3 separate regions of the Homo sapiens genome follow, and all the other regions are linked to region 1. Evidence: chromatin loops called from intact Hi-C (ENCODE). Cell type or tissue: GM12878. All regions are shown on one strand.

Region 1 (5,000 bases):
TATACTCAGATTTGTGTATGTTTTTATATGATTTTTCACATAAACAAGGAGAAAGACATGGAATGTAACATGTGCAGCAGGATGCTAAATATTAATTTCACCTGGTGTGAAAGGAGGGGAAGGAGGAGAGGAGAAGCAAAAAAGAAAAGTGCCCATAATAAAAAGCAGTATGCATGATACAATCTATCTATGTGTATATATGTATGTGTGTGTGTGTATATATGTATGTGTGTGTGTATATATATATGTGATGATATAATCAAAAATATTGAAATTTGATCATTAATATGTTAATGAGAGACCTAAGTTTTTAGTTTCCATTTATCTATATTGCTTGAAATAATTTTACTAGGAAAATACATCACTTAAATAACTAGGCAAAAAAAAAAAAAGCCATTTTATCATGAAGGAGAAAAAGAAATGGGAAAGGAAAAGTAGAATCTGGGATTGGAGATGAGAGTCCAGTATCTAGTTCATCCTAGTGGAGAGATTTTTGAGATATGCTTTACCATCTTGGCAGTGTGTGTGTGTGTGTTTGCACACACACACAAATTTTTTTTAATTTTAAAGTAACGTAAGTACATTGCCCAACATGAATCACCTTAGAGGTAGGAATTGAACCCAGGTCTGTATGATTCCAAATTTCATGTTCTTTCAATAAAGTAAGCACCATTAGAAAGGAGACCTCACTCTCCACCCCCTATCCCTGCCCACTTCTCCGATGGTATAATTCAGATTGACCGGAGAGGAAAAGAGAAAAACCTAGGAATGGAGTGATTTCTAGAAATTTTTTATCTGATTCTCAAATATTTATGAAAGAAAGTGGTTTCTCAAGTGAAAAAACATTCTAGAAAAACAAATCAACCAACCCACTGATTTTTCCCTTTCTTTTTTAGGACTCCTTGGAAGAGACTGAAGAAAGCATTGATGCCTTAGTGTCCTCGCAGTTATCTACAAACACTCACCGTCTGGCAAGTGGCCTATCAACTGTAAGCAGTTCACTAGGACATGTGGAAAGTTTCTTTTCCCTCTTTTTGATTTTCTGTGCATTTCCAAAGGAGATATGAATGTTCTTAGGAAAATGTGTGATAATGAGTTAAAAGTCATTGTAAGATCCTGCTTGCCCTTTGCCCACAGAGTACATTTCAGTCTAATTTGGTGTGGGTTTTTTCTCAGGCTCCTGATTTCTTCCTTCTTCCACAGTCCTCACCCAGGTTTTAAAATCTCCTCACTCCCTAGTTCAGGCTCAGTCAGCTCAAGCCTATAAATTATTTTTCAATTATCTGCTGACACATTTCCCTGACACCATTCTCTAAACTTCCCAGCTGTCCTCCAGACTGCTGCCAGTCATTTATCCTAAAACACATGCCCAATCAGGTCTGTCTTCTACTCAAAACCCATCCATAGCTTCCCACTGCCTACAAAATAAAGTCCTTTCTTACTTTAGTGTTCAAGGCCTTTTTTGAGAGGAAGGCCCTGTGTCCTTGTATCTAACTGTGTGTAAGTCTTTTTCTTGGCTTCTCTGATTTCTGTTGCTCTGATGCTTTTTTTCTTTTGATCTTTGGATGACTTCTCTAAAGAGTTCTCAAGCAGGTTCTGACAGGAAGTGGACCTACCTAAATGTGCCTGATGCTGACTCAGACACTGTGAGTTTTCAACCTTTCCTTTTTGTTCTTTCCAACCATACTTCACAAATTTCATGGTCTGGGAACTATGATTAAGCAATTTGTCCCACATTTATCTTTTTCCGACTTATATACAATTAACCAGAGGTTATCTTCTAAAAGATTGATGAGATGATCAGAAACCAAGTATTCCAATTCATTAAACATTGGAATCTGAACACCACTCAAAAGACACATGCTCTAAAATGATTAACTATCAACAAAACCTTTGAAGTAAACAACTATTTTAAATCACAGCCTTAGCTTGGTTAAGAGCATATAGTTTAGTTAGTAGTAAAATTGCCATAGGTGTCTTAGTTTCTCACAAGCCTCCGTATTTGTGGGTTCCTAAATTTCCTTCTATCCGTAGGGGCCCTCTGCTTACAGAGGATTTTCTTTGAAAATGTGGCTACAGAGATCTAGTATAGACACAAATCAGTGATATAAGGAGGTAATCAGGTATGGTGGGGTAGTCCTCAGACTAGAAACTTGGAGATCTTGCTTTATTTCTTGGCCATACCAACAATTTTTGTGAGCCAGAATTTTCTCATTTGTAACATGAGTAGGTTGGGGTTTATTCTTGAAACCTTTGATACTCAAAGCATTCTCTATGGACCAGCAACATTGCATCTCTCGGAACAGATACCCCAAAACTTTCTCAGTTCAAAAAGCCCCTAATGTCTCAGTAATTCTTTCCTGGCACTCCTACACTAAAAGTAGCACCTGACTAGTCCATTCATTAAGTAGTTAGAACCAAATAATGTAATAAGCAGTGTATCCTAACAACTTACTAGCCATTTGTAAAAAAATGCTACAAGTGAAAGAAATTGAAAGAAAAATAGTATTTTTATTTCATCCTTAAATAGCACCTATTACTTACCACTAATAGGATATGTGTGCCTATTGAGCACTACACAGTTACCAAATCTTGGAATCTGATTGGACATCACTACTTTCATTTCCCATTTCACATTGATTTTTATGCAATACTTGCTTTTTGTTGCAGCAACTGCCAAAAACTCAGCTTCAGACAAATAGGAGTTCATTGAAAAGAATAAAGTGTGGTTTAAAGTTGACACTGTGAATTACTAGTTAGTGGCTTACATGGTGTCTGATAGGTGTTGTTGTGTTTCCCTTGAGAATTTAAAATATTTCTGTGATTCCCCTGTGAGTTTGCTGTGGTGCTCTGTGGTACCTCGATACACAGTTTCGGAACTGCAGGCCTAGGAGTTTGTTAGAACAGCCAAATCTCAGACCTCACCCCAGACTGAGGAGATAAGCGTTTTCAGTTTAAAAAGGTATCTGGGTGCTGCTCAAAGCCACCTGCTAAACATGAAAATTCTGTTGCTTTGTTTTAGGAATAAGAAAGACAGATTAGGTCACTCACTGGCTTTCTTTAAGCTGTAATTTCCAAATAATTATGGAATTATTGGTCTGCTCTTGCCCGTGAAGAAGCTTAGAAGACATGTGACCACATCACCCACATCCTGTTCTTTGGTCAGTCTCTACTTCCAGAAATTGGTGGAACATAATGGCTTTTACCAAAAGCAAATTATGAAAAAGAAGACAGTCTAAGGTCCCTGTGTATTTACCATAGTCTTGACTTCCCAGTGGTTCACAGAAAAGTGGTTTTGAAACTATTGGGTCATCCACGAAAGACCTCCAGGTGGTCTTTTGTGACAGTTACTGAGATACATAGTTTTCATTTCTAGTGCCAAAGGATAATTTTATTACATTTACAGTAGTCACCTTTATCCACAGAGGATACATTCCACCTACCCCAGTGGATGCCTAAAACCTCGCGTAGTACCAAACCCTAGCCAAGAAACACCAAGGTCACATTTTCACTTAAAGAAAGCACTTTTGGCTTCTCTTTGACATATGTAAATTACTACCATCATTACTCTTACACTGTGGAGTCATTATTAAGTAAAATAAGAATGAGTTGAACACAAGCTCTGTGATAGCAGGACAGTCAATCTGATAACTGAGACAGCTAAGTGACTAATGGGCAAGTAGCATCTGCAGTGTGGCTCCTACAGTGTGTCCAACTGGACAAAGGGAGGCTTCACATCCAGGGTGGGATGGAGCAGTATGATGTGAGAGTTCATCATGCTACTTGTGAACCCCAAAACTCTGAGGCATGTCTCAGTTAATTTAGAAAGTTTATTTTGCCACGGTTGAGGACCGGCACCCCTGACACAGCCTCAGGAAGTCCTGCCAACGTGTGCCCAAGGTGCTCAGAGCGCAGTTTTGTTTTATACATTTTAGGGAGACATAAGACATCAATCAACATATGTAAGATGAACACTGGTTGGGTCTGGAAAGGCGTGACAACACGAAGTGGGGAGGGAGCTTCCAGGTCATAGGTAGATAAGAGACAAATGGTTGCATTCTTTTGAGTTTCTGAGTAGCCTCTCCAAAGGAGGCAGTTAGATATGCACTTATCTCAGTGAGCAGGGGGATGACTTTGAGTAGTATGGGAGGCAGGTTTGCTCTAAGAAGTTCCCAGCTTGACTTTTTCCTTTAGCTTTCTGATTTTGGGTGCCCAAGATATTTTCCTTTCACATACTCAAAACAGCATACAATTTAAAACTTATGAATTTTTTGTTTCTGGAGTTTTCCATTTAATATTTTTGAACCGCAGTTGACCATGGGTAGCTGAAACTACAGAAAGTGAAACTGTGGATAAGGGGGACTACTATAAATTAAAAGCTGTCTCATGTCATTAGTGTCTTGTCAAAAGCCTCATTCATTCTGGTAGATTTGGACTTTTTTAAAATTTATTTTCCTGATTGGTTGGTGTGTGATTTTATTGTGTAGTAGTTTATTTTGTGGGCTGCTACTTTATACAGATTTACAAAGCCATGGTCATATACTACTCATGTAGCCACACAGCTAGCTACTCAGTTGAGGGAAATCATGGAAGCTGTGGGTATGTGATGTTCTTCTGATATGTCCTTGTTAAAGCTGTAGTTATGGCTCCCCGGAGACTGATGGGATGCTCCATGTAGGTGTCAAAGAAAGCAGTATGTGGCTCCTGCTAGCACAGAATATGAGATAAGCTACCCTTTGTCCCAATCAATGTATTCTACACCTTATAGTAGATTGAACTTGAGTCTAACAGTGAAAATGGAGAAAGCTGCAGAGATAGACGAGAAGTGAGATTTGAAATGCCTCAATTACCCTGTATTCATTAGTAGAAGTGAGTAAGCAAAGGGTATTCTCTAACCCAAGAAGGAAATGCTTCCCCTCTAAGCAAATTTTCTGCCTTTTTTCCTGATGGTACTAGATCTGCTGTCTTTTCTCCAGCTGGGATTTTATACAACACCAGCC
Region 2 (5,000 bases), 180 kb before region 1:
TGCTGGAACTTATTTTTTTTTATCTAAATGTCTGTTTGTATCCCTTAAGCAATCTCTCATTCCCCCTCCCCCTACCCTTCCCAGCCTCTGATACCACCATTCTACCTTTTATCTCCATGAGATTCACTTTTATAGTTCCCATATATGTGTGAAAATATGTGCTGTTTGTCTTCTGGCTTATTTCACTTAACGTGATGACTTTCAGTTCCATTCATGTTGATGTAAATGACAGAATTTCATTTAAATTTTTAATCTTTTCTAATCTTTTTATGGCCAAATAGTATTCTATTGTGTATATATACCACATTTTCTTTATTCATTTATCCATTGATGGACACTTGGGTTGATTCCATAACTTGGCCATTGTGGATAGTGCTGCAATAAACATGGGAGTGCAGATGTCGTTTTGATATACAGATTTCCTTTATTTTGGAAATATTACCAACACTGGGATTGCTGGAGCATATGATAGTTCTATTTTTATTGTTTGGAGGAAGCTGTTTACTGTTTTCTGTAGCAGCTCTGCTAGTTTCCATTCCCACCAACAGTGTATGGTGTTCCCTTTTTCTCTGCCAGCATTTTAAAATTACTCTTTTTAATAATAGCCATTCTAACTGGGATGAGATTGTATCTCATTTTGGTTTTGGTTTTAATTTTTTTATTTCCATAGGTTTTTGGGGAACAGGTGGTATTTGGTTACATGAGTAGGTTCTTTAGTGGTGATTTTTGAGGTTTTGGTTCACCCATCAGCCAAGCAGTATGCACTGAACCCAATGTGTAGTCTTTTATCCCTCACCCCCCTCTTCCCTTTCCCTCAAGTCCCCAAAGTCAATTATATCATTCTTATGCCTTTGCGTCCTCATAACTTAGCTCCTACTTATGAGTGAGAACATATGATATTTGGTTTTCCATTCCTGAATTACTTCACTTAGAATAATAGTCTCCAGTTTCATCGAGTTTTCTGTGAATGCCATTAATTATTTCCTTTTTATGGCTGAGTAGTATTCCATCATATATATATGTACCACAATTTCTTTATCCACTCGTTGATTGATGGGCATTTGGGCTGGTTCCATATTTTTGCAATTGTGAATTGTGATGCTATAAACATACCTGTGCATGTATCTTTTTCGTATAATGACTTATTTTCCTCTGGGTAGATACCCAGTAGTGGATCAAATGGTAGCTGGATCAAATGGTAGTTTTACTTTTAGTGCTTAGAGGAATCTCCATACTGTTTTGGTTTTGATTTGCACTTCCCTGACGATTAGTGATGTTGAGCATTTTTCATATACCTGTTTGCTATTTGTATATCTACTTTTGAGAAACGTCTTTTCAGATCATTTGCCCATTTTACAATACGATTGTTTTTTGATATTGAGTTGTTTAAGTTCCTTATGTATTCTAGTTATTATTTACTTTTTTTTTTTACTGGCTGACCCCCCTCCCCAATAGAACATGTTTCACAAGAGCAGGGGCTTTGTCATTACACTGCTGTGTTCCTGGAGCCTAGAATAGTGTTTAAAATATAGTCAGTGTGCTCAATAAATATTTTTTAAATGAATGATTGCAGGAATTAAGTAAAATTTTAATCAAATAAAATTTAGGATTTTTCTATTGGTTTTAGTAATAAATAGAAAACTTTTGACAAGTGAAGTGGTAGTCACTGCTATATTGGATACTGAGGCTTTACAACTGCATCATGTCTGTTAGTAATGGTCATCTCTTAGCTATTTTTTAAAAAATTTTCATGTGGGCTACCAGTCTCCAGAATCTCTTTCTCTCCATGAACTTTATCATTCTCTCTCAACCGTGATAATTTATTTCTGTCAGGGGTATCCATGATTTCATATTTTAAATTTCTAATCTTCGTTTCTTTTTTCTCTCTGACTCAGTAGTTTGTGTGTGATAGTTGCTCTGTCATATTTTCACCAGTAGGTGCCAGTATTTGATATAACTTATAGAGACAGATCTACCACTTATGGAGGATTGCCTTTCCAGGAAATGTTCTCTCTCTTGTAGATAATTCAGAAAGAGCAAACCATTCTCTCTGCTTGCAGTAAGCCTGTATTGAATCTTCTTTACCTACAAAAAGATGGCATGATTGGGGGGTGAACAAAAGGCTCTGATAGCATTTTTTCACATAAATAAATGCAAATCCATATGGAATCCTTCTGACGGATATGTCTACATACTGGAAAACTTTAAAAGATGTATTTCAATCAACCTAAAAGTTAATTATGCCATTCCATTCCTCAAATATTCAAGAAAGTCTTCCATGCATTTGGGCTACACAGCAGCAAATCCATAATCATGGTTCCCAGCTTGCATATTAGTTTTAGTGTTTTGTTTAAGGCTCTCTGGTTGGGGGAAGAGTTTAATGTAAGATTACCTTAAACCAAATCAAGATACTTTCGAGAACAAAGGGATTCTTATGAGAGACTAAAGCAGGTAAACAAAGGCAGCTCCGACTGATAAAATACTTGTTTGAAGGTGTGTGGAGGAGATGGTGGTATGCAACTTTTAAAAACTGGCAGGGCTAGGTGTGGTGGCTCACTCCTGTAATCCCAGAACTTTGGGAGGTCGAGGCGGGCGGATCACAAGGTCAGGAGATCAAGACCATCCTGGCCAACATAGTGAAGCCTCGTCTCTACTGAAAATACAAAAAAAAATTAGCTGGGTGTGGTGGTGCGCACCTGTAGTCCCAGCTACTCGGGAGGCTGGCAGGAGAATTGCTTTAACCCAGGAGGTGGAGGTTGCAGTGAGCCAAGATTGTACCATTGCACTCCAGCCTGGGTGACAGAACAAGACTCTGTCTCAAAAACAAAACAAAACAAAACAAACAAAAAAACTGACAGAATTCACAGATACTCCTTCTGTCTTATCGTGTACTTGCCCTGGATTCTACTCTATAGCATCAGTCAAGCCACCATAACTTTTCTTGGAAGTGAAAAAATGGCCTGAAAATATGGCTAATCCCCAAGATAACTTTAAAATACTTTCAGAAGTAGTTTCAAAGAAAACACAATGGAAATGGTGAGGTTATACAGGTCTGGCTCAAACCTTGTGTGAGTTGATATGGAAAAGAAAATTTGATTTTATTACTTAAATATTTTACATGAATTGCAAAGAGGAAGTGAAGGCATTACATATATACCTGTCCAGAATCATTCCCTGATTTCATGACATTTCCACATTTGTATCTACTTGTTCACTGCCCATGCATGGGGGCTGTATCAAGTTTTGGGGGTCCTGCACCTTATACTATTTAAGTGGTTGCCATTAAGAAAATGGTTACAAAATAAATATCTCACACATTCAACCTAACTAGTCCCCCTTTCCAGAGAAGGAGCTTTCTCATCCATTCACTGCAGTCCCTTACCTAATACATACCCTCACACCGGGGGTCAGCAAGCTACTGCTTTGTGAGCCAAGCCTGGATCACCACGTTTTTGTATTAGAACATAGCCACATCCATTCAGTTACAGATTGTCTATGGGTACCTTTGTCTTACACTTACCAAGTTGAGTAACTGCCACAGAGACCACAAAGCCCTGCAAAGCCTAAAATATTTACTCTCTGGCCAACTACACAAACTGTTTACCAACTCCTGCCTTACACAGTAGCTGTGGGTTCTAGCCCCACTTCTCTCTGGATCTACCCAAGAGAATCTAAAACAACCATTCACCACATCATAGGATTGTATAAGACATCAGGTTAATCAACTGGACAAACCCTCGTGCCTTTTGATTTTGTCTTCTAAGAAGTCCAAAATCAAATTTAGTCCTTATTATAATAACTCATCCCTGATTACTGGCACAATTATTTTTCCATTTCTCATTAAATTTTATTTTTTCTTTATCTTAGTCCAGTGGTAGTGACTTTTTGGTAAGCCATCTTATTTCTTATCCGGAAGGTGGAATTTAAGTGGTAAGCTAACATGGTAAATTATTATCAGTCTGCCTAATTAGTCATATGTGCTTTAGAATATTTAAAGCAGGACTAAAAGTTGCTATTTTTAAAAAGCTACCTTGGAGTTTGTGCTTGTAACTCCCAAGGTGAAGACAGAATTTATCACTGGGATACCTGAGCTTTTGTGTACACAAGAAAAATAATATTTTAATGCATCTCTTAGTTATGCAGAGGCAAAGCCCAGATCTTACAATGCATAAAAATGTAAAATGTTGTTTTCTTTGGAGTAAGACTGCATCTCTGGAGGATTATTGTGCTATTAATGGGCTTTTCACCTGTTTTTTCTTCCTTAAAGGGAGTGTGTTGTAGGCCCAAGAGTTTGAGAGAGAGCACAAGACAGAGGTCACTAATCTGAGGAGATAAGGGCTTTTCTTCTCAGCAACAGGATGGCATGCTGAGTGGCTAAAGAGGAAGGGGGTCAATATGAGACCTCTGGGAATGAATAAGACCTGTGGGCTCTAGAAAACTCAGAACAGGTTTTAAATCTTTCCAGATTAGTGTTTAAATTACCCTCTGTTTACCACAAAGCTTCAATAAAGTTTTTAAAATAATAGCCTACTGTTTATTTTGCTTTGGTAAAAGATGGGCAAGGCTGTATTATGCTTTGCATCAACTATTGTTGAGATAAGTAGAAGTGAAGAAGGTACCATGCAGAGGAAAACAAAAGGGAGGGGCAGTTACAAAATGGATAGGGGTGGTCTGAGGAGGATTGAAGAGGTGATCCTAGCCTGATCTGAGACAAATGGCCACCTTTGGGAAACCTCAGAAGCATTTGAGGAAATTATTTCCTTTTGCTAAATCAAAAGAGAGATCTCAGAAAGCTGGAATGCCAGAGTTGCTTATGTAAAGCACTTTGACAAATATGTTATTAGATGACTTTAGGGTTATGAATGAGAGACGTGAAAACTATAACTGATTTGGTTTTCATCCTTCTAAAAAGAAAAAAATATAATAAGAATTCAGAATTCAGTCAGGCTGCACAGAGGTTAACTGAAGGAAGTTAGCTGAAAATTAATTGGAATTCGGGG
Region 3 (5,000 bases), 62 kb after region 1:
TTGTGATTGGTAAAACAAACACACCAACAAAAAGCAACTCAGATACATGTCAAACTATGAATGAAATTGGTCCAGGAGAATGGGGTAGAGGTGGGGAAGAAAGCAGAAGATACCTTCTCTTTTTTTAAATAAGCATCTGTAAGTGTTTGATATGATCGGGAGTTTTAAAAATAAATTAAAAAGCTTTGAAAGAGATAAATACAGCCAAAAAACAAGGGGTGAAAAAGTTTTGCACTAAACTGTACTCACAGAGCACAAGAGCGGCAGCCTTTGGCACCACCTGGGAGACACAGATGGCTTCCCAGTGCAGGTAATGGCCTGGGGGCATGAGTAGGGTCTGCCTGGGCAGGCAATGGGGGTGGCTCTATTCTTAAATTAACCAACTGGCTTCCTCTTTCCCCTTCTGTTCCTCCTTCCCTTCTTCTCACCACCCCTTCTTTTACATTTTTTTTATTTTTAATTTTTGTGAGTATATGGTAGGTATATATATTTATGGGGTACATGAGATTTTTTTTTTTAATTTTTTTGAGATGGCGTCTCACTCTGTCACCCAGGCTGGAGCACGGTGGTGCAATCTTGGCTCACTGCAACCTCAGCCTCACAGGTTCAAGCGATTCTCATGCCTCAGCCTCCTGAGTAGCTGGGATTACAGGTGTGTGCCACCATGCCTGGCTAATTTTTGTATTTTTAGTAGAGATGGGGTTTCACCATGTTAGCCAGGCTGGTCTCAAACTTCTGACCTCAAGTGATCCGCCTGCCTCGTCCTCACAAAGTGCTGGGATTACAGGCATGAGCCACCGCACCCAGCCAAGATGTTTTGATACAGGCATGCAATGCATAATAATCACATCATTCACCACCCCTTATTTCTCCTTTTTCCTTCAGTAAGGATTTACTGAGTGCTAACTATGTGCCAGGCACAGTTCTGGGCATTAAGGACATAGCAGTGAACATATTATAATAGAGACAGGCAATCAACAAATACATAGGTGACATATATAGTATGTTAGGTAGTGACCAGGGGGACCACATCTGAAAGCATAAATAGACCAGCATATATACACTCCCCTACTCTGGGTAGTAAACATCTCACATAAAAGAGACAGCATCATTTTATCTGCCAAGTTTCACTTACTCAGTAAGAATTCCATCTGCTGTGTCTCTTCCTTCGGGTGTCTCCCAGGACACCCGGACTGTCAGTTTGTTGGGTTCTGCAATGCGTTCCTTCACACTTGGGCACTTGATTCTAGGAGGTTCCATATCTGAAAATATAACCAAAACATTCTCATCATCATCAAGAAATATCTAGTCAAACTGGGGTTCAACACCCACAGTTTAAAATACCAAAGCCTCTGGGTATTCTCCATTTTCAAAGAGTTTGTTCACCCTATATATTCCCCTTTTCTCCCTTCATAATGCTTTTACTCTCCTGCTAAGTTTTGAAGATTGTTTAAATACTCACATTTGCAGGGCTAAACCTGCAATCAACTGGCCTTGCAAGGTGTCCTGTGGGTAATTCATTAGTTACAGCCTTTCCTCCCCATGCTTCCAAACTCTGCCTACCGAAGGCCACATGGCAGTTACCCAGCTGAAACTAGAAGTCATTTGGCTTTAGTGAGTACTTCCTGCTTTGAACACAGCATCATGGAATATTACAGAAAGGCATTCTAGCTATCATCTAGTCAGATTCAATTCAAGGCAACAAATTTTTCATGAGTACCAATCTTATCCAAGGCTTCATTCCAACTGCTGGGGTTGGGGGTGCACAAAGGCAAGAGAATCATGTGCTCCTGACATTTCAGAGAATTTGCCATGTATTGGAGGGATTACATTATCACACATGAAATATAACATGAGGTAGAAAATGGCAATTGCCCCAGGCAAGGTAAAAGTGAATGCTATGGAGGTGTAGAGGAGCCGCCCAACTCTCTCATTTTACAGATGTGCAAACTGAGGCTCAAAGAACTTAAATGATTTATTTAAGACCACACATGTAGATAATGGCACTGTGAATTACAATCTAAGTCGGAGCACTTGCCACTGGAACAAGCTCTCTCTCTTCCTGCTATCTATTATCAACATATTGCTTAATATCTTAAAATAGGCAATGGTCTGTCTGGGTCCACTCTCCCCTTGAACTGCTACTGAACTACACTTATGGTTTTATGTTCTGGGACAGCAGTTTTACTGTGGCTCTGGACCTCCAAAAGCCTCCCAAATTTCTTCAAGTAGTTTCTCTACCTGGTAATAGGAGTTCTGCCTCGATAGTGATAACAAGGATGGGTGGTTAATGAGGGCTCAAAGTAAATGAGATGTCAACTCTACACTGGGTTGTATTTCATCTTATAGCTGAAGTGAAATCACAAGAGGAAGTTCACATTTCTGCAAATTCTACTTAATATTTCTGAACAGGTAGAGAATGTATTTAAAGAAGGCATAGCAAATTAAGGACATTCAGCTTCATGTTACTTTACATATCAACTGATAAGTATTAAGTGCTATTACTGCCTTAATGAAAGTTAAATGTCCTTTTGATTCTGAATGACAGATGTCTTTGAGAGACTAAATGCACCAAGTAAAATTCTTTATATACTTTCTCCTGTGTCTTGTCTAATAATTTCTCATTTTATTCAGGGTAAGAAGTTACGAATAACTTATTAAACAATTTTGCCTTCAGCTATCCAAATTCATTTTCATTCTATGTCGTGCTTCAGTGGAGTGTGAACTTAACAGCCTTAATGCACCAATCCTAAATTGAATAACCACCATATTTTGTTGAATCTAAGTCACTCCTAATTGTGAAATGCATCCCTATTTCAGGGATATTAAAAGGTAGAAATAATACGCTTCTCAGAATTGATAAAATAAAGTATACAAATACTATGATGAAATGGAAGATGCTTTAAATGCATTCAAGATGTCTATACTCAGCTGTTACGTTTTTAAAAACATTTAATTTTTTACTATGATAGGTGATAGAAGACAAACTTTTATAATTCAGATGAACATTTCACAGAAAGACAAGTATATAATGACTGCCCCCTGCTGGTCAAATATAGCTGGCAATTACATTATAGAAAGTATATTTATTAGCATACAGATTTCAATGTAAAATTACATTGTGTTACCATATTTTCTTGGTGCAGCATGGTCAGAGTGAAAAGCAACTTAGTCTCTGTCAGGTAAACTAAATGTCTGGATGATACATTGTTGTTTGTTTTCTGTATCAAGATGTACTAACAGTGTAAGCACACAGGCTCCAAGATAGGTTATCTGGGTGAAGAGTCTCAGAGTTTCCCAAAGCCAGCTTATCTCTAGCTAACAATGATCAGCTGAACTGGCCTAGCTTTTCAGAAACAGTGCTCTTCCAAAGAAGAAACAAGAAGAAATAAATCATTACAAATAATAACTAATATTGGAGGACTCCTTCCTACATGCCCACCCCATGCTAAGTACCCTCCCTATATTATTTTACTGAATTTGCACAACCACCCATTAGACTAAGCAGTGTTATTAGCATCCTCATTTATAGACTGGGAAGAAGCATTTCCTCTCTTTTGGAATTTCTTTGTGGTCTGGGATTTTTAAATGCCATTACATATTTTAAAGCTATTTTAATAAACCAAACCCTTTTGTGTATCTGCCTGCTGCTGACCTAGTGTTTTCCGCCAACCTTTGCACACATACTGTTTTGTGATGGTCTGTCATAGCTTCCCCATGAACCCTTGAAGAGCCTCTGCAGGACTTGATCCTGACACATCCTCAAGCAGCTGCCTTCTCTCTCGGCTGGTGAGACAAGCTGGTCTGCCCTTCAGCTGATGCTCCAGAGACCTAAGCCTGTTATTACCCAGACTTGGCCCCGATAGCATTTTATAAGTTATACATTTCCATGAATGAAAGGAACAAAGTTACTATAGAAACATAATTACTATCCCCTGTTGAATTAGGATGCCTGCAATTATATAAAAATCTTGAAACCTTCAGTGAAAATTCTGGCCTTTGCTCTCTGCCACATTCATTGGAGACATCTGACAAACTGTCTCCCTTCTCTGTGCTCTAGTTATCTCTGTGCATATAAAATATGAGATACAAATATATTGCATTGTATCAACTACTATTTATCTAAGAAGCTGAACTTTTTTTTCGAGACAGGCTCTCACTCTGTCACCCAGGCTGGAGTGCAGTGGCACAATATCGGCTCACTGCAGCCTTGACTTCCCAGACTCATGTGATCCTCCCACCTCAGCCTCCCAAGTAGCTGGGACTACAGGCATGCACCACCATGCCTAGCTGATTTTATTTATTCATTTATTTATTTATTTTTGTAGAGACAGGATTTTGCCATGTTGCCCAGGCTGGTCTCGAACTCCTGGGCTCAAGAAATCTGCCTGTCTTAGCCTCCCAAAGTGCTGGGATTACAGGTGTGAGCCACCAGCACCCAGCTGAAGCTGAACTATTTACTTGGAAATCCTTGACACATCTAACCCGGTAGGTAGTGGAAATAAGGAAGAAGCTCAAAAGGACAAAGTCTTGCCCAACAGATAACAATAAAATGCAAGGGAAGTGACCCTGTGCCAGTTCCAGACCTAGGCCCTCAAAGAATCTGGTGCCTTCTGCTTTCACTATGTTAAAAGCCAGCTGCCATCTAAAGAAGTCCAATTGACTGGAGAGGCCATGTAATCAGGATGAGAAATTATAAATGAGAGAGAGAGAGAGAAAGAGACTCAGCCAGACCCCAGTCAGTACAACTTTTCCCAACTGAGGTACCAGACCTGTGAGTGAAGCCATCTTGAATCCTCCAGCTCCACTTGGTCACCTCAACCATTACCACATACAGCAGAGATGAGCTGTCCCCACAGAGCTCTGCCCAACTTTCCAACCCATAGAATCTTTGAGCAATAACATAGTTGTTTGGAGCCACTAAGTTTTGTGTGGTCTATTGTGCAGCAACAGATCACTGATGCAAATATAAAATAGTTTGAGTTTGGTGATAGAGAAAG

Evidence for each region. A loop is a pair of places that touch in the nucleus more often than their neighbours do. Peaks named below come from ENCODE experiments on the same cell type or tissue, not always from the same donor. Only the 100,000 strongest peaks of a DNase experiment are listed, where the experiment ranks them.
Region 2: it touches region 1 in a loop (5-fold over the local background); 1 of 110 quality-filtered maps calls a loop at or near these places.
Region 3: it touches region 1 in a loop (3-fold over the local background); 1 of 110 quality-filtered maps calls a loop at or near these places.

Annotation. Positions count from the first base shown.
Region 1 is chrX:38,101,446-38,106,445 of GRCh38, forward strand. It overlaps SYTL5 (synaptotagmin like 5), which reads left to right. Exons shown (of 17, transcript NM_138780.3): 10 at 897-989. Among named protein-coding and RNA genes, the nearest start is that of MIR548AJ2, 80 kb to the left of the region's middle. RefSeq lists a silencer at 2,738-2,907 and an enhancer at 3,018-3,087. In GM12878, no CTCF peak of the experiment used is centred here; DNase peaks (open chromatin) are centred at 2,226 and 2,836; H3K27ac peaks cover 2,199 bases.
Region 2 is chrX:37,924,957-37,929,956 of GRCh38, forward strand. It overlaps a transcript of SYTL5 not described here. Among named protein-coding and RNA genes, the nearest start is that of H2AP, 63 kb to the right of the region's middle. In GM12878, a CTCF peak has its summit at 1,928 (motif pointing right); a DNase peak (open chromatin) is centred at 1,965.
Region 3 is chrX:38,163,634-38,168,633 of GRCh38, forward strand. SRPX (sushi repeat containing protein X-linked) reads right to left here. Exons shown (of 10, transcript NM_006307.5): 5 at 1,136-1,262. Among named protein-coding and RNA genes, the nearest start is that of SRPX, 55 kb to the right of the region's middle. In GM12878, a CTCF peak has its summit at 3,046 (motif pointing left); no DNase peak of the experiment used is centred here.